2 separate regions of the Homo sapiens genome follow, and region 1 is linked to region 2. Evidence: read pairs that join two places in POLR2A ChIA-PET (ENCODE). Cell type or tissue: OCI-LY7. All regions are shown on one strand. Each heading gives the region's core, and the rest is flanking DNA. Links, peaks and the distances in the headings are about the cores only. Region 1 overlaps SMCO4 (single-pass membrane protein with coiled-coil domains 4). Region 2 overlaps DEUP1 (deuterosome assembly protein 1).

What was found. ChIA-PET counts read pairs that join two places held together with the same protein. Peaks named below come from ENCODE experiments on the same cell type or tissue, not always from the same donor. Only the 100,000 strongest peaks of a DNase experiment are listed, where the experiment ranks them.
Region 1: POLR2A ChIA-PET joins it to region 2 with 5 read pairs; 3 of 35 experiments call an interaction of 5 or more read pairs at or near these places.

Annotation. Positions count from the first base shown.
Region 1 is chr11:93,511,693-93,525,494 of GRCh38, reverse strand. All of the region lies in intron 1 of SMCO4 (single-pass membrane protein with coiled-coil domains 4), which reads left to right. Among named protein-coding and RNA genes, the nearest start is that of SMCO4, 25 kb to the left of the region's middle. RefSeq lists enhancers at 1,296-1,395, 12,610-12,659, 13,370-13,429. In OCI-LY7, for the core only: no CTCF peak of the experiment used is centred there; DNase peaks (open chromatin) are centred at 4,304, 6,074 and 8,234; H3K4me3 peaks cover 1,792 bases; H3K27ac peaks cover 3,519 bases.
Region 2 is chr11:93,384,713-93,401,000 of GRCh38, reverse strand. DEUP1 (deuterosome assembly protein 1) reads right to left here. Exons shown (of 14, transcript NM_181645.4): 8 at 15,458-15,603; 9 at 11,876-11,981; 10 at 6,345-6,542; 11 at 4,676-4,762. Among named protein-coding and RNA genes, the nearest start is that of DEUP1, 62 kb to the right of the region's middle. RefSeq lists an enhancer at 1,833-2,334. In OCI-LY7, for the core only: no CTCF peak of the experiment used is centred there; no DNase peak of the experiment used is centred there.

The DNA.
Region 1 (13,802 bases), core at 3,331-8,330, 130 kb before region 2:
TGAAAATTGCTGATCCTCACTAACTCTATGGAACTTTTTTCTTTCAAGGAATCAAATTTAATTTTTACCCAATATTAGCTGGCCTCTGCTTCAAGTTGGATAATAGCTTCAGTTGCTGTGTGCCTTGCCTTTTATGCAGATTATCTCATTTAATCCTCACAACAAGCTCAGAAAGTGGTTATTATTTTCTCCATTTTACAGAGGAAAAGACCTGAGAATCAGTGGGGCAGTAATTTGCTGACAGACCCAGTGTGTAAGTAGCAGTGCTTGAGATTCAAACGTAAGATCTTCTGATCAGAGTGTGGCCTTTTGCTGCATAGCACAGTGGTCTCAGGAGCCCTGGGAGGTGTTCTGGCCACAGCTGGAAGTGGCAGCAGGAGCCCTGGGAGAGGGTATTCTGACCACAGCTGGGAGTGGCAGTACAGTAGTGGCTCCTTGGCCCATTGTGGGTTGAGTGCAACCTTCCTCTGAGTAGAGGCCAGCTGTGGGTGTTGGGGATGTGGGCCGCCCAGCCCAGGGAAGCATCTGTCTTTGTGGAACTGGAGTTATGTTTTATGATGTCACTCTGGTGTGACTGGATCACAGAATTCTGAGTTTATACCCTTTGTTGGATTTTTTTCCTGTTTCACTATTTTTCTGTGGGTCCTTGCCCAAGACCTTGGATGAGTGCAGTGAGCAGGCGAGATCTGTGAGTTAACATAGGTGGGGAACGCATTGGATGCACCACCTCCTCTGTGTGCACTGGCTGTTGACCCACCATTCCTCATCATCAGTACTCCGTGCCTTCCCTGCATTTTGGAGGACTAAGCACTTTTGTAGCGGGGAGTGTGTGTTTTGCCTTTCTCTTCAGTTTGTCCCCATAAGCTACTTCCAGGGGCCTGGCAGTAATGCTGCTGCTCCAGGTCATTTGTGTTTGTGGAGTGTCAGAGTTTTCAGGACTTTGCCCAGAAAGTCTTGTCCAGTGCTCCCAGGGAGTGGTCGTCATCATCTCCATTTTACAGATGGGGATTCTTAAGGGAAGTCACTCTTAGGTAGCATACTTCTATACCATAGCTTCCCCTGTAAGTTTCATAAAACACAACCGAGAAGATGCCTGTTTAAAATCAGCTTGTATTCCGAAAGTGAAAGAATGCCCTCTTCAAATGCCCTGGGGATCGTGTACACAGTAGGGTTCTCTTCTCCCTCAGGAATGTGTGGTCCCATCCTAGGTTCCCTCCCGGCCGTTTCCTGGCTTTGTGAGCCTGAGCTGGTTACTGAACCTTTCTGAGTCTGTGTCCTATAAATTGGTGATGATAGTACAATCTAAAAGAGGCTGTGGTAAGATATATATGAGATAGTGTATGTGAGATCACCCAGGCTCAATGTGTTGTAATCGCTTGTTTTTATTTTTCAACCAGGATGGCTTGAAGAAAATACAGATCTCAGCTACAGAGGTTGAGGCCTGAGAAACTCCCCTCCCCTGAAGGGCATTAGTAACTGATCTTCCCTGCACACTTCCTCCCCCAAAACAAGAAGGAGAGGATGAAGCTTAAAAACCCTGTTTCAGCTAGAATCTTTCCAAGGTTTTCTCATTCTTTTGGTTTTGGAATGGGGTGCTGATATATGCTTCATTTACTGGAAACCAAAACTAAGGAAGTCCATGTTAACCACACAGCCTCTCAGAAATGCCCAGTATTTTTAAAAATGAGGAAATGCCAAAACACGATTTTAGAAAGCGGGGTATTTTAAATTTACATATTGGACGTGTCAGCACTTTTAGCACACACACTTTCACTGATTGTATAATTATCTTGAAAAGACTTAAAAAACTAAATTTGAGGTTTTCTGGTCTCATTTCTTGCGGGGTCTTGCTCTGTTGCCCAGGCTAGAGTGCGGTGGCATGATCTCAGCTCACTGCAACCTCTGCCTCCCAGGCTCAGGCGATTCTCCTGTCTCTGCCTCCGGAATAGCTGGGACTACAGGCATGTGCCACCATGTCCAGCTAATTTTTTATATTCTTGGTAGAGATAGGGTTTTGCCATGTTACCCAGGCTGGTCTTGAACTCCTGAGCTCAAGCAATCCACCTGCCTTGGCCTCCCAGAGTGCTGGGATTACAGGCGTGAGCCACTATGCCCGGCGTGGTCTCACCTCTTCAAAGACCTAATCAGCGTCTAGTGGGTAAGTCTTTTTGTTTTTTTTGAGACAGGGTCTCACTCTGTAACCCAGGCTGGAGTGCAGTGGCGTGATCACAGCTCATCTCCTGAGCTCAGGAAATTCTCCTGAGTAGCTGGGACAGGCAATCCTCCTACCTCGGCCCTCCCAAAGTGCTGGGATTACAGGCATGAGCCACCGTGCTTGGCCAGCTCTTACATTTTTGGTCACCTAGTGACAGACCTTTTTTCCCTTCTCCTCTCTCTCCTTTCCACATTAGTTTTTATGTTTGAGCCTAGACAAGTATAGGGGAAATTCCAGAGGAACCAGCAAAGTGACCTGCAATTTTTGATCTTTGGGGTTTCCAATTTTGTGTATTTGCTGTGTGATCTTGAGCAATTCTCTTACTTCAGGTCTCAAGGAACTTAGCATCTCGTAGGGGAGATAGAACTGGAGTTGATAGCCCTCTTATTGCTGTGGCTACAGACAAGGATTCTTGTCCTCAGTGTGGTGGTAGTGGTTTTTAAGTCTTTATGTGTTATAAATTAGAAGTTTGCAAGGTGTGGTTTTTGACACTAAGGGAATTGCAAATGGGATCAAGGACTAGACTTCCCTGCATGAGACACTCTCTCATCAGACACTCTCTCATCAGACTCCCAGACTTATGTTATACCACCTGGTGCGGTCAGTTACAGTTACCTGTTTACCTGGCCACCTGCCTAGATTAACAGCAAGCTCTACAATGGCGGAGACTTGGCCTATGCCCTGTTATATCTTAGGCATCTTATTTATTGTACTTCCATGTGGAATACAACGGATGCCTGCATAAAAGATTTGAAGGATTTCGAATCACTTAACATGGTAGCAGGCCGAGGGGTGGAATTGGCTACCACAGGTCTTGTGTTGCGTAAACTGGTCGTGCCACATGACCAGACTTGTCTCCCTTCCTCCCATGCCCACAGCCCCTCTGCTGAGAAAGACAGAACCAGTACCAGGTAGGTCCCTTGTAAAAAGCCAGAGGGGTGAGTGGAATTATCTTCTGTTTTATAGACCAAGATCTGGAGAAGTCACATAGCTAACATGCCAGAGAGTCAGCATTTGAATGTGGGCCTGCAGGAGTCCACTTTTTATACCCTTCACAGATCGGATATGCTGGTGCATCTGCCCCTGAGGACATATTCAGCGATACAAATCCAATTAACCCGATAGCCCAAGAAACTTAAACTAGTCTGAGGAAGAACTTCCTGACATTTTGTTTTTGTTTTGTTTTAAAGTTTGTGCCAAAAAGGGGCTAGAGTTGGGGCTTTTCAAACTGTTAATCACAATCCACAGTCAGAGAATTGATTTAGTGGGTTGATACATTTTTAAATGAAATAGAACAGTGAAAAATAACAATGTGTGACACACAGTAAGGCTGTGTGTAGGTGCATCCCTCCCAGGCCATAATAGAAATACACTTCTGACTGTGGATCAATGATCAAAATATCTGAGAGAGATTATAGCTTCGATTGGTATTGGCTAGATTGCGAAGTCCTTGGCGGCAGGGATGTTCTCTCTTTTATGTTCCCTTCATCCTTAGTCCAGTACTGAGTACTTAGCTGATTGGTTGGTCTGTCTGGGAGAATTTGTAACAGTTCACCCCTCAGACTGGAAGAATAGTCAGAATGATGTTAAGGACAATTTGCAGAATACTGTCTCTGCAAGGAAATGACAGGTATTCTTACCCTTGCTTTATGAATGAGGAAAGCAGAAAGACACCGAGTGTGATAGTTAAGAGCTTGGGGTCTAAAGTCTGAGAAACCTGTGTTTGAATTCTGTTTGTGCAGTGTCATGGTTGTGTGACTTTGGGTAACTTTTTTAAGCCTGACTTTGTCCATCTTTAGGCAGGGTATGATGAGGGTACCTACCTCAGGTATTATGACAGTTAGATGAGTTAGCTCGAGTTTAGTGGCTTTAGCACAGTGCCTGGCATCTGATAAGCAGTTAGTAAGCATTATCTGCTGCCCTTCGTTTTATGATTAAGAGAGATTAAGTGACTCATGTTGGGTCCCAGGGCACCAGCTGGAGCCAGGCCCACTGCAGGAGCCCCTTCTAGAGTTGCAGATCTGTGATGGTTATTGATCTTGATCTAAACTTGTAGCTCTAATCTGTGGTTTGGCTGTGGCAGTGAAAGGAAGTGAATGTTGCAACAGAGCAGGTGTGTGCATACAAAGAGATGTCCTGGTTTTGCCAGTTAGAGAAAACAGCATCTTCCAGAGATATGGCTGCATGTGGAATCTGAGAATATAAATGACATTTCTTAGGAAAGCCAGGTGCTTTGTATTTTCATCAAAAACAACAGTTTCCTAAAACTGAATATAGCAATGTATAGGCTTAAACTGGTGGTTTTGTGTCGACACAGTGATAATTTTAGTGGAAACTCCAAGATTTGGTAAATACTGATTTCTGAAATCACTCACTGAGCCTAGCAGCACCACTGTGCACTTAGAACGAAGTCCTTGAAAATACGTGACATGCTGAAGGTGAAAGGCACTGGACAGAAATCCCAAAGAGACTTGGTTTTGGCTTTAGCCCCTAATTTGCAAGTCTGGGTCTCTGTTCAGTTCTCTTTTCCAGGCTGGAGAGTTTTGAGCCTTCTTTCTCCTTAAAGTCAAAATAATTTTGTTCTTTATATCCCGAAGTGTTGATTGTCTTTGTATCTTGATAGGAAAAGGTAGTATATGTGAAAAATTATCTAATGGTCAAAACTTGCTGGTTTATACTTTAGTTGAAAATAGCCTTTTCTGCCTTGTTTGGAAGCAATATAGTTTAGGGATAGTTAAGTATAATGGTCAAGAGCAGAAACTTTTAGCTGGATTTAGGTTCCTGTCCTGCCTGTGCTTCCAACAAGGTGTTTGACTTTGGTGCCTTAACCTCTCTGCACCCTGTGTGTAAAGTGGGTTAATAAGAGAATTGCTACCTTGTAAGTTGTTGAGAGGATTAAACGGGGTAACATGTAAAACCCTCAATGCAATGTCTGCTCCTAAACTCTTCAGTGAATAAGAGTTGTTACCGTCATCATTATCATCATCAGTATTATTAGTGGAAGGTCTTTCCAGGAGCCCAGAATTATACACCTGGCTGTGCTGTTGCTAACAGTTGCCCTGGGTATGTTGCTGAACTCCTAAACTTCAGGATTCTTTTCTCTAAAACAAGGGAGTTGTCCAGATGCCTCTAGTACAAACGTTCTGCCCCACCTGCAGCATGCTTTGTTTCTCATCAGGCCTGAGCGATGCCATCCGGGCTGCAAGGGTTTGAGTCCCCTTTTCCAGTAAGGACCTATAGTGGCTCTGCCAGATGTTGGCCCTGCTAACCTTTGCTTTTCTTTGCTTGATTTTATGTTCGTAGTGTAGCTTTCTTTTTCTGGCTCTGCCAAATGACTCCTCATGGTTTTATATTTTTTTCTAGTGTATTCAGACTATAGGTCTGGCATTGGAGTTAAGTCTTAGCTTGGGAGAGCCTCACACATAGGGGATATTACAAGTAAGGGTGAGCCCATCACTTTGCTGTTGACTTTTTAAATATGTTTGTGTTTGCACCTGTCACACTTCTCAACCCAAGTACTGAGGACTGCCTATATCTGAGGCTGGCCATTGAGAGCCACTCATGAGAAAGGAATGGCTTTTCTGGATCCATAATAAGCCACCTTCTTGCTTTGTTTCCTTCTTTGCCTTGGTTTTAGTTCGAACTTTTAAAGAGCTCACCAGAGCTCATCTTGGTGTAGTTTTATATTTTGCACATGCATCTTTGTTAGCCCCTACTTTTGCAAAAGATGGAGCTGTGGAGTTAATCTCTGGTCTGCCATTGATGTTTTAGGTTTATCTTGTTCTCTTGGACAGGCATGCACAATGAATTAATTGAGTTGTTTTCAGCCCACTTCCTGCCTAATTGAACACCTGCCCAGTGAATGCTGCCAAGTCACTTGCCTATTACCTGATTTGCCAGCCATTCCTGTCATGTCAGTGTCTTGCTTGTATGCAAAGACTCAGTCTTGTCATTTGTAGTTCACTTTCTGTGTTCTTCAGATAACTTTTCTTTTTTTCATGTAATTTAAAGGCACTCGTGCATCCTCCTTTGTTACAGTCCCTCTGCATTCCCATCTTGCCACTGTCCTCCTGGTTAAGATCATTACTGACTAGGCCTCATAAAAATGCTGAAACACCAGATGCAGGACAAGGGCATATGTGCACCCTGGGTTGGTTCTGATGCTTTCGTATCTTTCCCTTGGTCCCAGGCTAAATTTCCAGCAAGCCATTCTTAAGTAGTGCTGACAGTTTAGAACTAATTAGAAATAGTCTTTTAAGGGTTGGGACACAAGATGGTTTTTAAAAGAGTGCTGTCATTTTTTGACATTAGAGACTTGTATCTTTCCAAAGAGAAGAGTGGTCTTACTAAAAATGAGAACCAGGGCGGGAATTCAGCCTTCTCTGATCACAGAAGGCCGCCCCTGTTAATGGCCTATGCTTGTCCTCTTGACTGTTTTCTTTGGTTGAAAAGTCTTATAGCCAGTCACATGGCTCCTACTGGAGCCCTGGCTTAGGTGTGATTTTTTTGTTAAAAATATCCTGGAGATACAGCAACCCCTTCTTAGTTATTTGGTAGAATTACATATCTTTTCTCTTAGCCTTTCAAAAACATAGAAGTGTACTGTTTGGATTTCTTCTGCCCAGATTTGAACTTATTCAAATGAGATGAGACTGGTTATCTCCTTTGATTTCATTGAGGTTTGCATTTTGTTTTCAGTTTCCTTCTGGCTTTTCTTTGCAGAATTTCAAATTTTAAAAATATTTCAAAAGGCATGGCTCCTCAAAAAGTTAAACATAGAATGATCATAAGACCCAGCAACTCCATCCTAGTTATATACTCAAAAGAATTGGATCAGGGACTTAAATCCTTGAATCCAAATCTTCATGGCAGCACTATTAGCGACAGTCAAAAGGTAGAAGTAACTCAGCCAGGTGTCCATCAGTGGATACATGGATAGACAAAATGTGGTATCTCCATATCTGTACAATGGAATGTTGTTCAGCAATAAAAAGGAATGATGTACAGATGTATGCCACAACTTGCATAAACCGCAAGAACATGTTATTTGTAAGAGAAACCAAACACCAAAGGCCACATATTATATGATTCCATTTATACAAATTATCCAGAATAGGTAAATCCATAGATAGAGAAAAAGCAAAGTAATGGTTTCCAGGGGCTGGAGGGAAGAGGTTGTGTGGATCGACTGCCAAGTGGATACTGATTTTCTTTTGGGTTGATGAAAATGTTTTGAAACTAGATAGAGGTGGCAGTTGCACAACATTGTGAATGTCTAAATGCCGTGAATTATGTACTTTAAAATGTCTGATATATGTTATATGCATTTCATTTCAATTAAAAACAATTTGGAGCGGCAGCATATGTGTTCTTGCAAAAGATGGCTTTTCCAGTGACACCATACAAGAGTTGCTGTCTAGCAGGGTACTTCAATGCGGGTAGGAGAAGGAGTGTGGAGTCAGGCTGCTGGGGCTGGGATCTTGGCTTGTCACTTGGCCTGGGGGCAAGTTGGCCTGGTGAGTTGCCTCCCCTTTCAGCCTGTTTTTTCTTCTGTAAAGAGCATAAAAGCATTACTTTCTAGGGTTGCTGTGAGAATCAGCGGAGATAATGGATATAAAATGCTTGGTACACTGTAAGTGCTTAATAAATATTAACCTTTATCTGTTCTGTGGAAGGAGAAGAACAAAGTGGACTCAAGGAGAGAAGCAAAGTGCTGGAACTAGAGAAATTGGAGTTGATTTCAGCCATCTAGGTTTGGGTTAGACCTTTGAGAAGAATTTTAAAAATCTTGTTCTCTAAATTTCTTTTTAGAAGTTGCCATAACCATGTGCAGTCAGTGATGCTATTGGGAGCTGATTTCTACCAACTAAAGCAAAGAATATTTCTAAAGCACTTAGAATAGTGCCTGCCAGACAGCAAGGGCTCAATTAAGTGCTTGATTAAATTAAAGAAGAAAAAACCAATTGGATTACGGCAGTCGTAAGGCAGCAGTAGGGTGACAGCCCCTGCCCACTTCCCTTCCTGAGCTCTCTGCTTCATGCTTGGGTGGTCTCATTCTGGAGCTGGTTTTGTGAGACAGTGTTGAGCACACATCGATGGAGATGTGCCGGCATCTTTTGTTAGCCCTCTGGCATTTGTAGGAAACTCAGCTACTGGGGTCCCCTTTGTAAATGTATTTTATGTTTCTGATTCCTGCTTTCTTCCTTGGAAGAAAGGTCTTTATCATCACCTGGGCCCAGGTGAACCTTCCAGCTGAGTAGAGGACAAAGAAACCCTGGATCTAAGGAGAGGCTCCCATCATCCAGCTTTAAGGGAAGGTGGAAGGCAGAGGGCTATGAGGCAGGGAAGGCTAGTCTGACTTTCACTGGTAAAGAAGTTTTTGTTTCTTCTTAGCACACAATTGTAGAGATTTCTAATATTAGGATACTACTCGAATGTAAATGGGTATGTAGATCTCTCTCTCTACTTTTTTTTCTTTTTTTTCTTTTTTTTGACAGAGTCTTGCTTTGTCACCCAGGCTGGAGTGCAATGGCACGATCTCGGCTCACAGCAACCTTCACCTCCTGGGTTCAGGCGATTCTCCTGCCTCAGCCTCCCGGGTAGCTGGGACTACAGGCACGCACCACCACAGCTGGCTAATTTTTGTATTTTTAGTAGAGATGGGGTTTCACCATGTTGGCTAGGCTGGTCTCGAACTCCAGGCCTCAAGTGATCCACCCGCCTTGGCCTCCCAAAGTGCTGGGATTACAGGCATGAGCCACCACGCCTAGACGATCTCTCTCTTTTCTAATTCCGTTTGCGCTAAATGTCATTATGCACAATTAGCACCTTTTATATATTGGTGGTTCTTTACTGTTGGTACTTCACAATTTAGTGCCCAAATAATGTAAACTGTGGTATAGAAAGAAGCAAGATTATTGGACTTGGGATCTGAAGAACAGAGCTTAGCAGTTATGTTTACAGGATTTCTATTTACTTTATCTGCCTGACTCCCCTTCTTTCTTTTGGGACCGGCATTCTCCCTTCTTCAGGGGTGTTACTTCTCCCTTACCCATTACCGGGACCTGCCAAGCATGGTTCTTGGTCTCCTGTGTTCTTGGTCTTGGTACAATTTTAATTATAATTAATTTTTGTAATTAAAAAATCTTTTTTAGTAAAAGGGATAATTTATTATGAGAACCGGAATGCCTCAAGAAAATCCAAGGCAGTAATTGCAGCCATGTAATAGGATGTTAAGATGGGGCCTTTCCCTGCCCCAAATGAATGTGAAGCAGCCTCCTGTGTAGAAATTACAAAGGAAAAACAGAACCAGTTTTACTGCATTTGGACCCCTTGCCAGGTCAAAGCTATTAAAAGGGGGTCAGACTGGAGAGGGGAGAGGATTTGATGGATAGGTGTCTTTGGACAGAGCTGCTGTTGTGTTGCTGCCAATCCGCCCAGCATAGATAGGGCTGGGGAGACGTACAGTGGTGTAGTGCACATTTGTTCAAGCCCATCTCCCTGGAATTTTGAACTTGAGGCCCAAGAGCCTTTTCTTCTGGGGTGGTGGAGCCAGAGAAATGGGAACGTGAAGCTGCAGTGACCCTGGTTTCCTGTCTGGAGGAGAAAGCTGGCTTGCTGCAGCTGGCTTGGAGTAGGAGGAACTTGTAGGCAGAGAGAAGCAGAGAAGGGAGTGTATTCGCCTGGAAATTCCCTCCTGTCTGGCCTCTCTTCCTTATTTCAAATTTTCTTTTGCCAAGGTGTTTTGTTTTGTTACTTATAACCAAGGGTCCTGAGTAACAGACATGACCTTCGTTAACTCATTGAACTTCCCTTACTCTAATTTTTTCCTCATGTATACAGTGATATACAAGTAATTACCTCACAGTTACAGAGATGATCCAATAAAATAATGAACATGGAAGCTTGGGGGGACTGTAGCATAGAAGAAGTGGAGGCTTTAGCATTTTGTGATTATTTTACTAACTACCTGTCACTAATGATCTGATTGTTCTGCACATCATTGGTTTTCTCGTTAAAATTCTTTCAGAAACAAATGGTGCCAATAACGCGCTCCACTTTTTAAAATCACAGAGTTGCTTGACCTGACCTGTGTATTTGTAGGAAATGAATGAATGGCTCTTGATAAATTATGGCCTTTCCAAACCTAAAAAAAAGCTTTCTCTGAGTTGAGTTTTAATTATATTTTGGGGAGCAGAGAGTATTGCCTCCAGGTCAGATGAGCTTTTCTTCGTGTTTCTGTGCCAGGGATAATGGTGCCAAAATTTTAGAGTAATGGTGCATTTATTTGGCCTTGGAGTTAAGTAGCCTTGGGTTTGAATGCCAGTGTTGAATGCCACTTATCTAACTATGTTGTCTCTTTGAGCCTCAATCTTGAAGTCTGTAAAATGGGGATAATTACCCCAACCCTGCAGATGGAGGATTATAGGAGACGATGTGTTTAAAGTCCTTAGCTATGTCTGGTATGTGGTAGATGCTGAACAAATGCAGCTGTTACTATTAAAAACGATACCTTCAGTAAACCATTTGCAACTAAAGGGAATGAGGCTAGAAAATGTGAATGCCGAAATCATTTAATCAGCTATTAATTGAATATACTATTGAGTGCCTCCTCTGTGCAAGGGGTAGCAGTGGAGTGGATAAGAAGTTATGTAACACCATTCCTGTTTGTTTATTAGGGAAATAAATCATGTACGTATGGAAAAAAGTAATACGTGAGGCAGCTGGGGTTTGGAGGGTGGCAGAGGATTGGAAATGGGGAGGCTTCTTGGAGGTGTAGAGCTGATGGAAAAATATAGCGAGGGAATTGATGTCAGGAATTACACACTTAGGGTGATCTTTGGAAGAGACCAAATTTTATATATATATATATATATATATATATATATATATATATATATATATAGCCTCATCCTGTTTTATTTTTCCTTTGTCTTCCTGATTCCTTCCCAGATCTGCTTAATGTTTCTGATCATTATATTGATGACCCATGCCAATTGCCCATTCCAGAGTTTAGCATTTTCTTTGTAGACTAATTTTTGCCATGAACCACTGGCCTATAGCCCTCAGTGATCAGAATTCTCCTAACAGATTCTGTATCCCTCCTTCCATTTTCCCCACTTTAATTTTCTGCACTGGAAATGGCCTTCTCAGGAGTTCCATCATGTGGAATCATGACCATTCATTCAGCAGATGCTTGTTGAGCACCTACGACAGGCAGCATGCAGGGCAGTATGCAAAGGAGGTCTGGGGAATAAAGAGATTGATGAAACCAGGTGGTCCCTGCCCTGAAGCAGCTTGGTTAGTAGAGGAAACAGATGGGCAAATGGACTCTAATTAAATGTGATTAGTGCTTTATGTTGGTCAGATAAGGAAAGACATTTGGCGGGAGCCCCACATCCCAGAGTCCTCCCTCAGTCACTTACTGCTGTGCTTGGTTCAGAAAGGCTGTCCCCCTCACGGAGCAGTCTGGGAAAATGCATTCCTTATTAATAACTACGATTCTGATGTGAAATCTCTCTATATAGTATCTTGGTTGGGAAAGTGTATAAGTGAAGATTCCTTTTGTCACCTCCACCCAAATCCTCTTCCACTGAGGAGTCCAGTCTTCCTTCCTCTCACAGACAAACCTGCTCTTCCTCCTGGGCCCTCCATCTCAAAATTGGCACTGTCATCAATCCAGAGGCTTGAGAGCATCTTTGATACCTCCGTCTCCCTCATCACCTCTATCTGATCATCCACCAAGTCCTGGCACCTCTATTGCCCTCTCTTCCATTGCTATCACCCAAGTCTAACCCATCTCCAGCTGCAGGTCATGACCTATGTTACCTCATTCTGAAATTAATTTAGGGGTTCCCCCCCATCATTTAACAAAATAAAAAAATAGTAGAATGGGAGACATTAGAGTAAATTACATGTAGTTTAAGTTTGAGTTTTATTTTGTCAAACTTGTGTTTGTGTATAATAGTTTCACATACAAAAAAAGGCTAACATTGCTAAGGTCTTCACATATATTGACTTATTTATCTCCCACAACAACCTGTATAGTAGGTACCATTATGCTTATCCTTATTTTACAAAAGAGGGAACTGAAACTCAGAGAATTTGAGAAGCTGGCCCAGGGTCACAGAGAATATTAGTGTTCCAGCCCCCACACTGCAGCCACAATAGGCTTATAAAATGCAAGTTGGATGATTCTTCACTATTGATGGGTCCCATGCTCTTAGGATAGTATAAAGTCTGGTCATAAGGCCCTGTGTAATCTGGTTTCCCCACACCTCTCGGGCCTGCCGACCATCCTCTTGCCCCACTGCCTTTCAGCTTCTAGATGTGCCAGGCTTTGAAACACCTCAGGGCCTTTGCCTTTGGCCTTTCAGACTTAGTTAGGCCCCTTCATGACCTGCTCCCATAGTACTCTGTATTGCCCTGTATTGTATTGTAGTACCCTTTCACAGCACTTACTGGAGCCACCAAGATATACGGTCAATGCCTCACTTAATGACAGGGACACATCCTGAGAAATGCATCATTAGGCAGTTTTGTTGTGTGAATATTGTAGAGTGTGCTTACACAAACCTAGATGGTATGGCCTACTACACACCTAGACAATGTGTCTATAGCCTATTGCTCCTAGGCTACAAACCTTTACAGCATGTTGCTATACTGGATACTGTAGGCAGTTATAACACAATGGTAAGCATTTGTGTATCTAAACATATAAAAGGTACAATAAAAATATAGTATAAAAGATTTGAAAAATATATACCTGTATAGGGTACTTGCCATGAATGGAGCTTGCAGGACTGGAAACTGCTTTGGGTGAGTCAGTGGCTGAGTGGTGAGTGAATGTGAAGGCCTGGGACATCATTGTACACTCTTTATGTGGCAGTGCAGTAGGTATGCTTATGCCAGCATCACCACAAACACGGAGTAATGCTTTGTGCTACGGTTTTATGATGGCCATGACATCATTGGACAATAGGACGTTTTCAGCTTCATTATAATCTTAGAGGACTGCTGTCATATATGCAGTCCTTTGTTCACCAGAACATCATTATGTGGTGCGTGACTGTACACTAAGTCCTCATTTAACCTCATACATGGGTTCTTGGAAACTATGACTTGAAGTGAAACCATGTATAATGAAACCAATTTTATGAAGGCTAATTGATGTAAACAAGAGTTAAATTCCTATTGCATATTTCTGGCACAGAAATATCACCAAACTTCTAAATAAAGACCCCAAACACTTCTAATACTAAACACTGAAGTAAATGGCAGCTATACCTACATTTAAGAAAAATTAATAAGAACAAGTGAGATCACTATTGACCCAGTTTTTGGTGGATCAGTGAGTGAGGGTGGTCATGTTTACAAAATGAAAATTACCAGGGTCATCTCCTCCTACCGTGCAGTTTAAAAACAATTACGAATATGGCAGCTCACTGAGCACTTTCAGACCACATTGTTAATGTCCTGCATTTGTATGATTATACTTTATGAATTTTTTTTTGACAATAATTTGTATTCATTCATTTATCCATTTTCTAACCTGCTTATTCCAGTGTAGAGTAGCATGTGGTTGGAG
Region 2 (16,288 bases), core at 6,978-11,977:
ACTTCTTCCTTTCCAATTTGGATGCCCTTTTGTGTCTTTCTCTCGCCTAATTGCTCTGGCCAGGACTTCGAGTATTATGTTGAATAAAAGTGGTGAAATGGGCATCCTTATTTTATTCCAGATCTTGGAGGAAAGGCTTTCAATTCTTCCCCATTTAGTATGATGTTAGCTGTAAGTTTGTCATATATAGCCTTTATCTGCATATTTGTTTTTGGTATTCTGTGGGGGGAATGAAGCCAGCTTGCTTTCATGCCACCATTTTGAAACTGGAAGTCTGCAGATCTTCATTTCTAAATAAAATATTATCATATAGAATCCAATAGTATATCAAAATTCCTAAAATATGGCTATTATAAGTTTAGCTGTGCCACTCCCAAAAAGACATGTTGAAATCCTAACCCTCGGTACCTCAGAATGTGACCTTATTTGAAAATAGGGTCTTTATAGTGTAAAAATGAGGTCACTAGGGTGGGCCCCAATCCAGTAGGACTAGCATCCTATAAAATGGGAAAATTTGGGCACAGAAACAGACACATAAGGAGAGAGGATGATGGGAAGAAGCACAGGAAGAAGACAGTGGTACAGGGAGAAATCCATATGAAGACAGAGGATTGGGCTGATGTATCTACAAGTCAAGGAATGCCAACAATTGTTGGCAAACCACCAGAATTCAGGAAGAGGCAATGAAACATTCTCTTCTACAGGTTTCAGAGAGAGCATAGCCCTGCTGACACCTTGAATTTGGACTTCAAGCCTCTAGAACTGTAAGACAATAAATTTCTGTTGTTTCAAGCCAGCCAGCTTTTGGTACTTTGTTACAGCAGCCCTATCAAACTGAGACTATGACTAAAAAGGTTTATTCCAAAAACTCAAAGGTGGATCAATATTGGGGAATCTGTTAACCATAGTCTATTACACATCAATAAATTAAAAAACAAAACCCACATAACATCATATTTCCTAAAAAGGCATTTGATAAAACCAGCAGCAATTCTTAATAACAACTCTAAGTAAAATAGAAAAAGATATAACTAAGACCATAAATTAAGAACAAATATATGAAACAGGAAAACTCTAAAACCACATCATTTAAAATCAAAAACTAGAAAACTTTCCAGCAAGCACTATAATTATTTAACATTTTCTTGGAGTTTTTAGCAAATGGTATATGATCAAAAAGAAAAAAAACCTACTATGAGCCATGGAAAAGAGATAAGACTATCTATTTTTGTTGATATGATTTTGTATCTCAGAAAAGCCTAAGAAACCTCTAGTAAAAAGCCTACTTAAATTAATAAGATAATTTGTATTTTTTCTATATTAACAATAAGTTCCAAGATATTGAAAAAAGGAAAATATTTTATTCATAACAGTACTAAAAATTGCAAAACACTTGGGAATAAATTTTGTTATTTATTTTATTTTTTATTTTTTTATTTTAACAGCAAACTCATCCTTAAAAAACACCTAGGAATACATTTTAAAAGAAAAGGACATAACCTGTACAAAGAAAATGGTAAGATCTTTTTGAAAAACATAAAATATGAAGAAATGGAAAGCCATTCTTGGATGGAAAAATTTACTATAATGAAAATGCCAAATCAAAGTTAATCTATAAACTTACTTCAATTCCAAATAGGATCCAACAGGAAATTACTAGGAGAAACTAAATAAACTGAGCTTAATGTTTACATAAAAATTTAAATTTGGTTTCCATTTTATATCCCACGCAAAATAAATGGATTAAAGACTTGGATGAAAGATATAATAATCTTTGAAAAAAAACTGAAGCTATATATATTTAGAAGAAATATATATATATATGTAACAAGAAGACCCTGTTAGTCAAGGAAGGAAACTCAGAAGCTATAAACAAAGAGATCAAGTAGAAGTTTAAAGCATTTTGCATGGCCAAAAAAAGTCATAAACAAAGTTACAAACAACAGATTTGGAAAAGCATTGTTAAAAATTGACATGAGGGTGGACGGGGTGGCTCACACCTGTAATCCCAGCACTTTGGGAGGCCAAGGCTGGTGGATCACTTGAGGTCAGGAGTTCAAGACCAACCTGGCCAACATGGCTAAACCCCATCTCTACTAAAAATATATAAAAATTAGCTGGACATGGTGGCATGTGCCTGTAATCCCAGCTGCTTGGGAGGCTGAGGCAGGAGAATTGCTTGAACCCGGGAGGTGGAGGCTGCAGTGAGCCAAGATCATGCCGCTGCACTCCAGCCTGGGTGACAGAGTGAGACTCCATCTCAAAAAAAAAAAAAAAAATTTGACATGAAAAAGACAAATAAGCCAAAAGAAAAATGGGCAAAGGATATATCTAATTGATATTGGTACACATTGTCAATGAATATACAAAAATATGTTCACCTGGTACTCAGGGAAATGCAAATTAAAGAGCTATTGAGAAATTACTTTATAACCATCAGAATGACAAAAATTAAAAAGACCTATAACACCTATGCCTACAAGAATGAAATTTTAAAAGGTACTCATACAAAGATGGTAGACATATGATTTAACAATAGCTATTAAAATTAAAACACACATATCCTTTGAATTAGCAATTTTACTCCTAGGAAGCTATTCCAAGGTGTAAGTATAAGGATTTTTCTTACAGTACTGTTCATTCGGGCAAAACTCTGGAAACAGAGTGGAATAAATTATCCTTGAAATAAGTATAAAAATAGTTTAATAAATTTTGATACACACCATGGAATATTATCAAGCTATTATAAAAATAAAATAGGCTTAAATTAGTTACCTTGGAAAGATTCCAAGGGATACTGTTGAGTGAACAAAAACAGGACACAGAGAAGTACGTGTTATGATTCAACTTTAAAAAGATGATAAAATCCCCAAATAGGTACTATATGACTATATGTATATATATCTGAAAAAGTTTAAAATAATACATACCAAGTAGTTAACATGTATCATCTAGAGGAGGGGGTATAATGCGGGTAGATGAGTGGAGGAAAGAGGGAGGAGTAAAGCAAGCAGCAACAACAAAGTGACTGCACTAAAATTGCCCTTATGTAAGTTATGATTAAATTTATAAAAAATTATGTATATCTTATATGCTCATATATTTTTTCTAAGAAATTAGGAAAAATAAAGGGATGTTCATCTACTGATTTGTAGAGGTGTTCATGGACTGTCAAAAGGCAGTTTTGGAATAATGTATATATTATACATTTATTTCTGTAAAAGAACATTCAACCCATCTCCTCCTTATGTGTGCATATGCAAGCAAAAAGTTACAGAATGCTACAACAAACACTAATTCGTTAGCACTGGATAGCTTTGGATTGGGATAGGGTTGTGGATCATTAGCTTCTTTATACATCTCTGTGTCTGCTATTTCTTAAAAACACAAAAAGGTGAACAAAGTCAAACACCTAAAGGAGCCAGAATTAGGCAGGCTCAGTGGGGGCTGTGACGACCCAGAATATACACTTAAAAACATTCAAATTGAAATGTAAAAAAAATACAAATACCATTTTGTGAGTGAAAAAAGCACTCACGGAGGCAGGATCTGATTTAACTTTTTGTGTGTTCAGCATTTAGAAATAAAAATGTCATAGATGACACACAGTTTTTTTAATGTAACAAATAGGAAAATCACTTATGCCTTACTTTTTATCCATCTGTACTCCAATCACAGGATCCATTAACCATGCCCAAAGAAGAAGACAGAATGCTTCCAGAATGTTTGCACTCTTTTGATGCTAGAATATGGACCATTATGAGAACAAGTATATAATATCACAGAAATATAGTATCATAGCTTAAGGAGGGCCAATGGAGAATGTCTAATTCAACTCCCTCATTTTATAGCTAAGGAAACTGAGGCCTAATTAAGTAATTAACATATTCATCTCTTATCATTTCCATTCCTCATATGGTAGAAAATTATTTTAGAATTTTCTCAGAGCAAATAAATGATAAACAAGTTAACAATGATATTTCATTCATTCAATAAATAAAAATTCTCATATAAAATCAATTTTCTATTGTTACATTAAACAATTGAAAGGGGATGCACAGAGCCTGTTTAAGTTCCTTTGTGTAAACCTATAGAGCCATTGGTTAAAACCAGTAGTCCTTATCCTGAATAATTCATTTATTTCTCCCTCTTTTAAATCAACCAACACTCATTGAACACTTACTTTATGCCTGAGATGTGAGGTACTGGTGAAACAAACACCAATAAGACATGGTTCTCTGCTTGCCATCCACTGGGAAAGTGACAAGCAACAAAACAAGTCAGAACAAAATACGAACTAAATGTGGCATTCATTCTGACTGGGGTTTCAGGGGTGGCTTCGTTGAGGGGAAGATTGGCACTTGAATCAGGCCACATAGGATGTAGGATTTCAAAGGCAACAGCAAGAAGAAAAGCAAGGAAATAGCATGCTTGGCATATTTGAGGGAAATGATCAGAATTGAGCCCAATCCAACCAAAGAACAAGGGAGAAAACCAGACATTCCAATGTTCTAGCCTGAGGATAAAAGTAACCTCAACTGAAGCACAAGATAATTTACCACCCAACTCCTTCATGTCTAACACACAGCAAGTGCTCAATAAATGATGTCTAGGTTAATCGTGACCAATTCAGTAATCTCTTTGTTCAATTTATTGAATGATGTCAGCATATTACCATGTATTCTCCGGGGTCTAAATCTCCCATCATTCCTTTTAGATGTGTGTTTTCAGTTCTGACAGCTTTATATTTCATATCTGAGACCTGAAATTAGCAGATAAAAGGCAAATGTAAAATTCATAATAAAAACTCATAATTCTATTAAAATTTTGTCTTGTGAATACAAATATTTTCTAAGTGTAATGAAGGGAAACACTTCTTCGGTACGACCAATAACATTCAGGTATTCTTATTTAGTTCTCCTGTCTTTGGCAGGCACCACTTTACGTCTTTTTCTGATCAATGCTAAACTACAAGCATATACTTTCAATAATGATTCATTTAGTTTTGTCCTACAATCCCAAAATTCCATTTCTGGTTTCTATTTTCTATTGTATGCAAATTGTCACCAGAAAAAGCACATGTTAAAAGCATGTTTGAGTAACTGTCCATTAAATTTATTCAACACCTGATTAATTTTTACAATAGGCAATACATAACTTTCATGTTTAATTTTGTTCTGATATTTCTGCCAAAATTCCATCTTTTTTAGTGACTACTTCATTTTGTCTCTCAATTTATTTTATCTTTCCCTGATTTATTCTACTTGACAGGACTTGGATATGGTATCTGTCCTTTTACTTCTCTAGGACTCATTTCTGTATAAAACACGTGCCTTAAAAAGATTTAATTTTGTAAATTACCAATTTATGCTCATTGACAAAACCTAGAAAACGTACAAAAATATAAAGGTGAAAATAAAAATTATTCATAATCCAACTAGCCAGATCACTGTTAACACCTGTAAAATATCCCTGCCTATACAGGTACAACCAAAGAGATTATCCCATCTGTGCTGTTTTCCTGTGTACTGCAACAATAAATCACGGTTTAAGGCTTACAACTGGGCAAAGGCTAAATCTTTTCTGTTTTCATAATTCACGATTTTAGTCATGTTATTTGTGAAGTGACCCTCATATGCCTAGAAAATTATTAAATGATGCTCTCAAAACCTTTAGATTTGGGGTAAAAAAGCAGATAAACCCTGTGCTCTCAATAGTAGGCCATCCATTTGATCATGAGTAAGGGATGGAGGGAATTTAAAAAATAAATAGGCAGGAAGGAAAGGAAGGATGTAGAAGTTACTTGTAGTATTTTAACAGAAGAATGTTACAATTGCTGTTTTTCCTCACGTACCATGCTGTGCATTGACTGCATGTTCAGTAAATATGAACTAATTTTCATGTTTCAACATCCATTTGTAAAAAGCCTGAAAGAAATACATGAAGTGTGGGGGAGGGGTAGGAAGTGTTGAAGAAGAGCTGGAATAGAGACTTTTTTTTAAAGATAAAAATGTTAATGGAAGAGAAATACAGAAAAACATACTCAGGAAGAAATATTTGATTAGAGTGTACTGTGGGAGGTGATCAGAATATAGGTTACAAGAAAATGGAAAGATGAGATTTAATGAAATTGTCTTGCACTGTCATTTCCCTAGTCCTTTTTGTTGGTGACACTTTGTGTTATCTCTGAAAGGTTTTATGTAACACCACAAAGCATTTCTGTGAAGCTAGTCTCAGAAATAATACCAAGAAATGTAATGTTTTCATTAGTCAATAATGAAGGCTACTATTGGCACTGAGCAAGAATGTGCCCTAGACAAGTGCTATTCTGCCTGCTTGCATACCTTTTGTTTTGCTAACATTTTTTCTTTTATTTCTAATTCCATTTTTAACTGTTTTTCCAGAAGGGCAGCTTTCTTTGTGACAGTTGCTATAGTGATCTCCTTCTGATGAAGCTCTTCTGTTAGGTCAGAGATTTCATTCCTCATTCTTTCCTGCTCAGAGTTATGGTACTCTTCCACCTGTTGGAGTTGGCTTCTTATCTGCAGCAGATAGAGACTGGAAATATTATTGAATCCTTTTATTTATAGAGTAGCTTAAAATTTTACTGGCCATGTTCAGTCCTTCTATTCTGAAACTTTGTCAGGGCCCACTTCACCCTCCTTTTCTGATCAATGCTAAATTAAAAACAGATACATATAATAATGACTCATTACCTTTTTTCCTTCCAATTCCAACATTTCATTTCTCACTTCTATTTTCTGTTGTATGCAAATCATCACCTATGACTGATACTACTTTGATAACCACTTTGAGAGGAAGGTAAAGAAAGTATTATCAAGCATTTTCATGGAGAAAAAAATTGGCTTTAAAATGGTTACATGATTTGCTCAAAGTCATAAAGCTAATAATCGGCAAAGCTAGGACTGGAATCTAGGACTCTTGGCTTTAAATTCAGTGCTTTTTTAAAACTAAAATAGGCTGTACTGTTTGTAACTAAACATTTGTTTCTCAGAATCACATTACAGTAAACTTCAAACAATGTCTTCATGAAAACTCATCACTTCCCTTACTTAAGCCTCTTATTTTCTGAATCTTGGCTAAGCTTCCATGTTACAAACCTCTGGATTGTCTCTGACTCCTCTCCACCCTTGTCCTCCCAAACCTGGTCAGGCAATGAATTCTGTCCATTCTATTTCAACCTCTTTTAAGTCTTGCCTCTGTCTCCATTCCTACAACTGCTGTCTTTGTCTAGCCTCTTAGCATCTTTCTAGAAACCATTACTGTTTCTAATTCTTGAGACTTAAAGTACATAATCATCCGTCTAAAAAAAAATCATAGTCCATTGGGGAAACAGAAAAATAGACGATTACAACACAGTGTAGCAATTAGTGTCAGCAGTATGTAGTGGCAGTGTGTTTAACCCAGCCTAGGGATGACAGGATAGGATTCCCAGAGGAAGGGTCATCAGACCCAAAACTGAAGGATGAATGAATGCCAATTAGAGATGCTCTAGCCGGGCGTGGTGGCTTGTGTGGGAAGCTGAGGTGGGAAGGATGCCTGGAACCCAGGGGGCAGAGGTTGCAGTATAGTGGGCTGAGATCATGCCACTGCACTCCAGCCTGGGTGACAGAGCAAGACCCTGTCTCAAAACCCTGTCTCAAAAAATAAAAATAAAAAAAATAAAAAGGCATAGAAAAAAATAGAACATATAGATGCTCTATGAAAAGTAAAAACATTAGCCGGGTGTGGTGGCATGTGCATTCAGTCTCAGTTAGTCGGGTGGAAGGGGCACTGGGGTGGGAGGATCCCTTAAGCCTAGGAGGTCTAGGCTGCAGTAGGCCCTGATTGCACCACTGTATTCCAGCCTGAATGACACAGCAGGATCCTGTCTCAAAAAAAAAAAAAAAAAAGAAGGAGGAAGAGAAGAAGAAGGAGGAGGAGGAGGAGAAAGAAGTAGAAGGAGGAGGAGGAGGGCTCAGAGGAGGAGGAGGAGAAAGAAGGAGGAGGAGGAGGGCTCGGAGGAGGAGGAAGAGGAGGAGGAAGAGGAGGGAGGAGGAGGAGGAAGAGGAGGGAGGAGAAGGAGGAGGGATCCCAGGCAAAGAGCTCAGTGAGTGAAAGCATGGCACACTCAGTGAACTAAAAGGAGTTTAGGGTAGCTAGGAGTTAGCTGCTCTGAGAAATAAGGCTGGAGAGTTAAGTAGAGGCTAGCCACAAAAGAAACATGAATTTTCTCCAGGGCACTTTTTTAAAATGGATTTTTTTTTTCATTTCACCTTTAAACATTTCAGTATATATCTTTAAAAGAACAAGGCTCTCTCTTTTTTTTAAATGTAGCCAGAATGTTATTACAATGTCTGTAAAGATTAAGAATTCCTTAATATCATCAAGTATCTAGGCAGTATTCAAATTTAAGCTTGTCTCAAAAATATAATAAATGTTGTTTAAGTTTAATTGAATTAGTATCTAAACATGATCCATTCATTGTGACTGGCTCATATATCTTTTTAAAGCCTCTCTTTTTGTGTGTTCTAAGTAGTTTACATGCATCATCTCATTTAATCCCCACAATGTCTCTCTATTTTGCAGACTACTGTATTTAGCAGATTAGAAAATTAAGGTGCATAACTTTTCACATCACATTTCTTGTGAAAGGCAGTCTAATTCCAGGACCTGTGAACTATTGTGCTCTGCAACCTCTGTGGGAAGGGTCCTGGAAGGTGTGGAAGGTGGTTCACATTTGGAAAAACCTGAGTTTTAGGGGTTGACACCTACAGAGAGATTGGAAAAATCTGGGTTTTAGGGGATGACACCTAGAGTGAGATCAGAAAAAGCTGTGTTTTAGGGGATGGCACTTAGAGTGGGGTGACCTAACATGGAAAGTACACATGTCCAGAGGCAAATGTGATCACCATCAGGCTTTATGCCACCAACCCTTCCTTCATCTGATTCTATTCATATTACCAGCATATTCAGAGTTTCAGAGTTGGATATGACCTTAGAAATCACATGATCGAACCTCATCATTTAACAGATTTTTTTAAAAAAGAGTCACAGGAACGAGAACAAGGCGGAAACTAAGAGACACGAGCACAAGTATCCTAACCCGGAGGACAATATTACAAATCTCCTTTAAATCTCTTCTGTCTCCAAGTTTTTACCTTCCAATTTATTTGATGAAATAACACGGTCAGTCTATAGTTTGTCCCAGTATGGATTTTGCTGATCGCATCCCTTTGGCATAGTTTAACCTGTTCCACTTAAAATGGAACTTTTTTTTTTTTTTTTTTTTTGAGATGGAGTCTTGCTTTGTCACCCAGGCTGGAGTGCAGTGGCACAATCTTGGTTCACTGCAACCTCCACCTCCCGGGTTCAAGTGATTCTCCTGCCTCAGCCTCCCGAGTAGCTGGGACTACAGGTGAGCACCACCATGCCTGGCTAATTTTTGTATTTTTAGTAGAGACAGGGTTTCACCATATTGGCCAGGATGGTCTCAAACTCCTGACCTCGTGATCCGCCCACCTTGGCCTCCCAAAGTGCTGGGATTACAGGCGTGAGCCACGGCACCTGGCCAAAATGGAACTTTTAAAATATAAAAAAATGAATATACTACTGTGAAAAAGGAGTAAACTATTTTTATTATTTTCACAATATTTAGATGTTAACACAACATACTATACTGCAAAACTTCTTTCTTAATGAAAGAAGAAACTAATTTACCTGAACTCCAAATGACTTTTGGTTTATTGAAAATGTGAATGTTATCACAAAATAAATGGCTAAAACAGTTCTAGACTGGAAAAAAGGAAAAGAAATAAAATACTTGCAAGATTCATAATACATAGCTCTTGTTAGTTTTATTACAAAAGAATTAAAATGCTCTTCAGAAACACTTGGAAGCTTTTTTTTTTTTTTTCCTGAGACAGAGTCTTGCTCTGTCGCCCAGGCTGGAGTGCCATGGCGCAATCTCGGCTCACTGCAACCTCCGCCTCCCGAGTTCAAGCAATTCTCCTGCCTCAGCCTCCTGAGTAGCTGGGATTACAGGCGCCTGCCACCGCGCCCAGCTAATTTTTGTATTTTTAGTAGAGACGGGGTTTCACCATGTTGGTCAGGCTGGTCTCAAACTCCTGACCTGGTGATCTGCCTGCCTCAGCCTCCCAAAGTGCTGGAATTACAGGTGTGAGCCACCATGCCCGGCCACTTGGAAGCTATTTATATAAAATTCATTTGTTACCTTTTTTTTGCACAGCATTCTGGTATTTAGTGGCCTCCAAGGGTCTATAAAGAATTCTGTGCCTCATACTCTCTCCCACCATGTCAAAACTGTGCAAAGTCAGTAGATTCTTTATATTACTCAAAGTTTTATTACTTTATCTAAATCTATGAGGTTAAGAATCATGTAACTATACTTTAGGTGGCTTTAACCAATCTTTTATCATTCACTGGGGACACCAGTAAAAAAGAGTTTTTCAAAGTTATATTTTTAAGTCAGCAAAATAAATTTTGTGGGATTATATGGCATTAAAGTGTTCAAAATATATGAAAAATGATCACTGATTCATAACACCTTTTCTCTACTTAACCTCTGTTAGTTCTCTGACAGTCAACTCTTTGGCAGACAGTACCTGTCTTTCATATTATTGTGTTTCCTATAGAAATTAGCAGAATAGCTATAGTTCTCCTAGATACTCAACAAATGTTTGTTAAATTTGTACAAACAACTGAATTTATGACCCTATATATTTATGGGAAAATTTAGCCTTAATATTAACTCATTCTCTAAGTATTTAATTTACTGTGTGTCAAGCACTATGCAGTGCACTAATTGATAATTCAAAGCCACACCCAGGTTTATTTAACTTTTAATTGTTTAGATTTTATAGCATTAAATATTCTGCCTGATCCTCAAACCTAAAGACCAGAGAGGTGGAGAATAGCTATGATAAATTCACAGAAAGAAGGCCATTACTGGATTGTACTAGAGGGAGGAGAGAATCATACTCTTTGTAGGAGAGTAAAGAACCACAAGCTCTTTAAGGACAGTGCCCAGGACTTACTCATCCTTGTATTTCTAGCTCCAGCAGAGTTCCTGGCACATGTTAGGTGCTCAGTGAAAAAATGTGGGTGCAATAAATAACTACTGAGCCAATATTTACTAGATACTTCCTCTGAGCTAGATCCTATTTTAAGCACTTTAAGTGCATTATCTCATAGATTTTACCTTAGGGTAAGAGTATGGATACTGGAGCCAGATTGCCTAGATTGAAACATGGCCTCTGCCACTTAATAGCTGTGTAATGTTGAAGAAAGTTACTTTTTCTTGGTGCCTTAGTTTCCTCAAATGTAAAAGGAGGGTAATATTAAGACCTATTTCATTAGATGTTTGTGAGGAATAAATGAAGTAGGATTTCTTAAGTCCTTAGAACAGTTCCTGGCACATGTTAACTGCTAGTTAGCAGCTAACTCATTTAATCCTCATCACAAACTTATGAGGTAGGTACCAATTATTTCCACCTTAGAAATGAGGCTCCTCAGTATCTTGCACAGGAAACTTCTCCAAGCTTACGTGTGTGGTTGAGCACCAGAGTCTGTGCTCTCAACTTTCTTGCTATAAGCCACCTATCATGGAGCCTCCAGCCCTCCACCCTCCACGTGTCGTGGGCAGTCTCCCAGTAGCACAGTGATAACTTAAGGTTTGTGTTTTTTGTAGTCTCACACAGAAAAATGTCGGAATTAGCAGCTTGGTAGATTATCACCTTACAAAAAAATACAGAAGGAAAACAAAGGGAGTGAGAAGAAAGATTTTTTTTTAACTCCCTTTGTATGTAAAGAGTTCACATCTACCTGGAAGAATGGAGCTCATTATTTTTCATACCTTGTTCAATTCTTTTTCATGATTTGGTTGATCTTGCATCACTGAAAACAGCTCTTTTATTTTCCTTTCTGGTTCTTTAATAGAAGGCAAATAAGATGATTCAAGTCTACAAATTAAACATAAAATAATGATTAAAATTAAGCTTAACTTGATAAATTGTAACGATTATATTGTTAATTTAGACCATTACAGGCTGCGGAGATAGATCATTACTTTGTTGGAAACATTTTTAGTTACAGAAATTGCAAGTTCTAATACATTCAGATCCCATAAGTATTTACATCTTTAAGTGCAAATGGTTTCAATGGAAGAAAGGAAGCAATTAATAAGGAATTTCAATTATACATTAAAAATTGGCAGAATACTGGGATTGCATATGTAGATAAGATTTTGGGAAAAAAGAAAAGACTGTATGCTATAATAAAATAGCTTGGTAACCCATTTAAAAAAAGGAAACACACCCAACTTGCTAATGTATTGTGGAAAGGAACTATGTCATGAGAAGTCTAAGGGGAGCAACTGTTCTATAAAAGAGATAAAACATCATTAACTCTGACAGTCTAACCAGAGAGTACTCAAATACATCTATTCTTTGGCTGCTTAATTTATAAAGTGGAATTGCAACCACATATTAATATTAGAGGAGAAAAGCAGAAACTAGTATAAAGAGTATAATACCCACAGGAGGTTTGAAGATGTCTAAGCAGATAATGTTCACTTTCATATGAGACAAACCAGTGAAATAAAAATCACAAAAACACAAAAATAAAGATAACCAGGTAGGGGAAGCAGCATGCTTTCTACTGGAAGTCAGGCTTGACTATTCTGGAGGAGTCTGTTGTTTTGAGGAACATATCCACTTGTGAGTACAATTTTAGGTTTCCAGATAACTTTTGAGAAGATTTCACACCTTCAGAAATTTCAACCACACAAATAAAAAACCCAAATATGAGTAATGATAAAGAAATTGCTAATTTAAAGATTGAAAATAGAGGATCTGTTATAAAAGGTATTAAGTTGGTAGTGATATCCCTGAGTTACATGTATCTAGACTAGATTGCTTTTTTTGTGATTATCAAATATATATGTTAACTGTGGATAACAAAGTATATCAGAGTATAATATACTGCTGTAATGTTAACATTCAGGAAAAACCATCATTAGCATTTTTATGTGCGGTAAATATATTTTTCCCTATGCATATATGTGTGCAAAGAAATATACACTTCCCATATAATTAGAACATACTATACACATTATTTTTCAGTGTCCTTTTGTTTCCTACTTAGTAATATATTGTGAGCATTTTCCATTTTATCCAATATTCTCCTAAAATATTATTTCAGGATCAGTCTTAAGTTTTCATTATTTCCTATAATTTGAAATGAGTGAAAAATTTCCATATTTTTTAATTCTTCCTAAGCAATTTCAGGAAGTAGAATGCTGAATTGAATGCTAAAATCCTCATGGTGGTCTTGCAAAATTCAGTGAGTGAATGAAACAAATGTCAAACTCCAATGTGGACAAGTGAATAGAAGAAAACCGTAATCATGATAATATAAAATGCTAATGTACATGTATAAGGGAACTATTATTTGTCATGTAGAACAAGAGTATGAAATTAGTTTAATAACTCTCAGAACATATCAACCCAGGGTGCTTCTACAACTAAAAAAAAATAGAAAAAGCTAACAAAAGCTTAGCATTATTGAGAAAGTTTCTGAAAATGAATAAGAACATTACCATGCTACTTTTATAAAACTACTATGCATCTATTATCAGTAGTCTGGGGTATTTCACTTTGATACAACTACAAAGAAGCAACAGTCTAAATAAAATAAACCAAAACAATAAAGCTGATAGAACAGCATTCATATGAGAACAAACTAAAAAAATTAGACTCTTTTAGTGGAAAAGATGAAGGCTAAGAATTCTAAAATACAATGGAAGTTGTGAAAAGTTAAACTTATACCTTTTCATCAAATCTCAGAATTCTAGAACTGAATTCTAGGATAAGAAAGCTGTAGTCTGGAGACCAAAATAAATGCCAAGTTAAATAGAGGATGGTAAACAGGCAGAACAAAAAAGTTTTTACTGGCCAAATATATAAATAAGTGCAAGATTTTAGATCAAATAGTGTATTGAAGGGCTGTTGGCACTGTTTGGAATTCAGCATGGGTCTTAAGAGCACCATAAAAAGTACCTACAATGCTCTTCACAAAGCCAGAGCTAGACATGGGTTGATTGGTGTGCTCTTCTGTGAAATGTCTTATGTTTTTAGGAATATATTTTCTTCATGTGAAGACATTACTCACCATACTGGAACAGCACTACATGTAATAAATATCAGATTGATTAGTAATCAGTGATGATAGTATACATCTTGTATACAGAGCATTCGATAATGCAGATTGGCTAATAGGCATTCTGTCACCATCCTTGGTGAGACACACAAATAGGTCATTTTAGGGATCTTAAGTTGCCATTTGTTATTAAGCATAGACCTCAAAGAAATGCTAGCAGGTCTCACAACTTTGAAGGTCTCACAACTTTGAAGAAATAATTATTGCCTTTAAAACAATATAACAATCTTTCAATAAAGCATCCCTATTTGGCTATTCAATTTTTAAAATCCTATCATTGATCTGGCATTAGCTTTCTGATTTTGAGAAAGATTCAAGTTCTATGAGAATAAGAGCATCAATGAACTATTAAAGCAGTCAAACTGTCTATTCACACACACAAACATTTAACAATCCTCAGCAGTCCCATTTTGTTTGTGTTTATGGAATATACAATATCTGTCTGATTTCCTTTGTGTTTATGGAATATACAATATCTGTCTGATTTTAAAAGAGAAAAAAAAATCTGTTTTAAGAAGAACCCTCAATGGAACAGACAAGATGGCGAGTTTGGTGGCCAAAATAAATACAATATGTACAAGTGAAAATGTTGACATCAGGTATAGGCAATCAAAACAAAGGCATTTAAAAATATAGAATAAATCTTATTTCTCTGAGTATACATAATTGAATACCAGTTCTATACTATTTTTGTATAATATCTTTTTTTTTTTTGAAACAGGATCTCTGTTGCCCAGGCTGGTGTACAGTGGCACGATCACAGCTCACTGCAACCTTGACCTTCCAGGCTCAAGCGACCCTCCCAGCTCAGCCTCCCAAGTAGATGGGACTACAGGTGTGTGCCCCCATGCCCAGGTAATAAAAAATTTTTTTGAAGAGTCAGGGTCTCACTATGTTGCCTAAGGCTTGTCTTGAAATCCTGGGCTCAAATTGTCCTCCCACCTCGGCCTTCCAAAGTGCTAGGAGCCACCAGGTCTGACTCAGTGTGACAGAAATATCCATAAATCAGGACATGATATAATTTTCTAGGTAAGTGAAGATGTTAATTTTGAAAATGAAATAACCATAAATTTTATTTTTAATATTTAATATTACCCACTAATTAACATGTTAATACAAAATAGACTTTATATTCTCATTTCAAATATAAAACTCTTAAAAACATTCAAACATCATGTTTTGAACAGTTCTCTCAGATTGTCAAATATAAAGATTATACCTTGTTTTATTTCCTTGAGCATTTTGGCACTCTCCTATTTTTAATAATTCTCTGTGTAATTGCAATCGTTCCATTTCTATAATTCTCAAGAGATCATCACGTGACTGTAACTCACTTTTTACCTCTGAGAGACCTGCTTCCATGGCCTGAATAAAAACATCAAAAAATTTCATGCTCATTGTTGGTTATCATAACGTACAATGCATTTAAAAATATTTAACATCTATAAACCAGCCTAATTTTAAACAAACTGATATTTAGTCCTTTGCTTGTTCTGTCTCATAGAATTCCATTCCTTCATTTTTGTTTTCTTTTCTTTTTTTCTGAGATGGAGTCTCACTCTGTTGCCCAGGCTGGAGTGCAGTGGCACGATCTTGGCTCATTGCGACTGCCTCCCGGGTTCAACCAATTCTCCTGCCTTAACCTCCTGAGTAGCTGGGTTTAAAGGCTCGTGCCACCATGCCCAGCTAATTTTTATATTTTTAGTAGAGATGGGGTTTCACCATGTTGATCAGGCTGGTCTCAAACTCCTAACCTTGTGATTCTCCCACCTTGGCCTCCCAAAGTGCTGGGATTACAGGCGTGAGCCACTGCGCCTGGCCTCCTTCATTCATTTTTTCTAACAAATATTTACTGAGTTTTTATTAGGTGCTCTGGGGATACAGACACAGAACCTGTTCTCAGTGAACTTACAATCTAGTGGCAAAGACAAAGAATAATCAAATCATCACACAAATATGACACTGAGTGTGAATATGAAAGAATGAAACATAAAAGTATGAAGAAAGTACAATGCATGAAATTTTAATTAATACAAATACTTTCAAATTG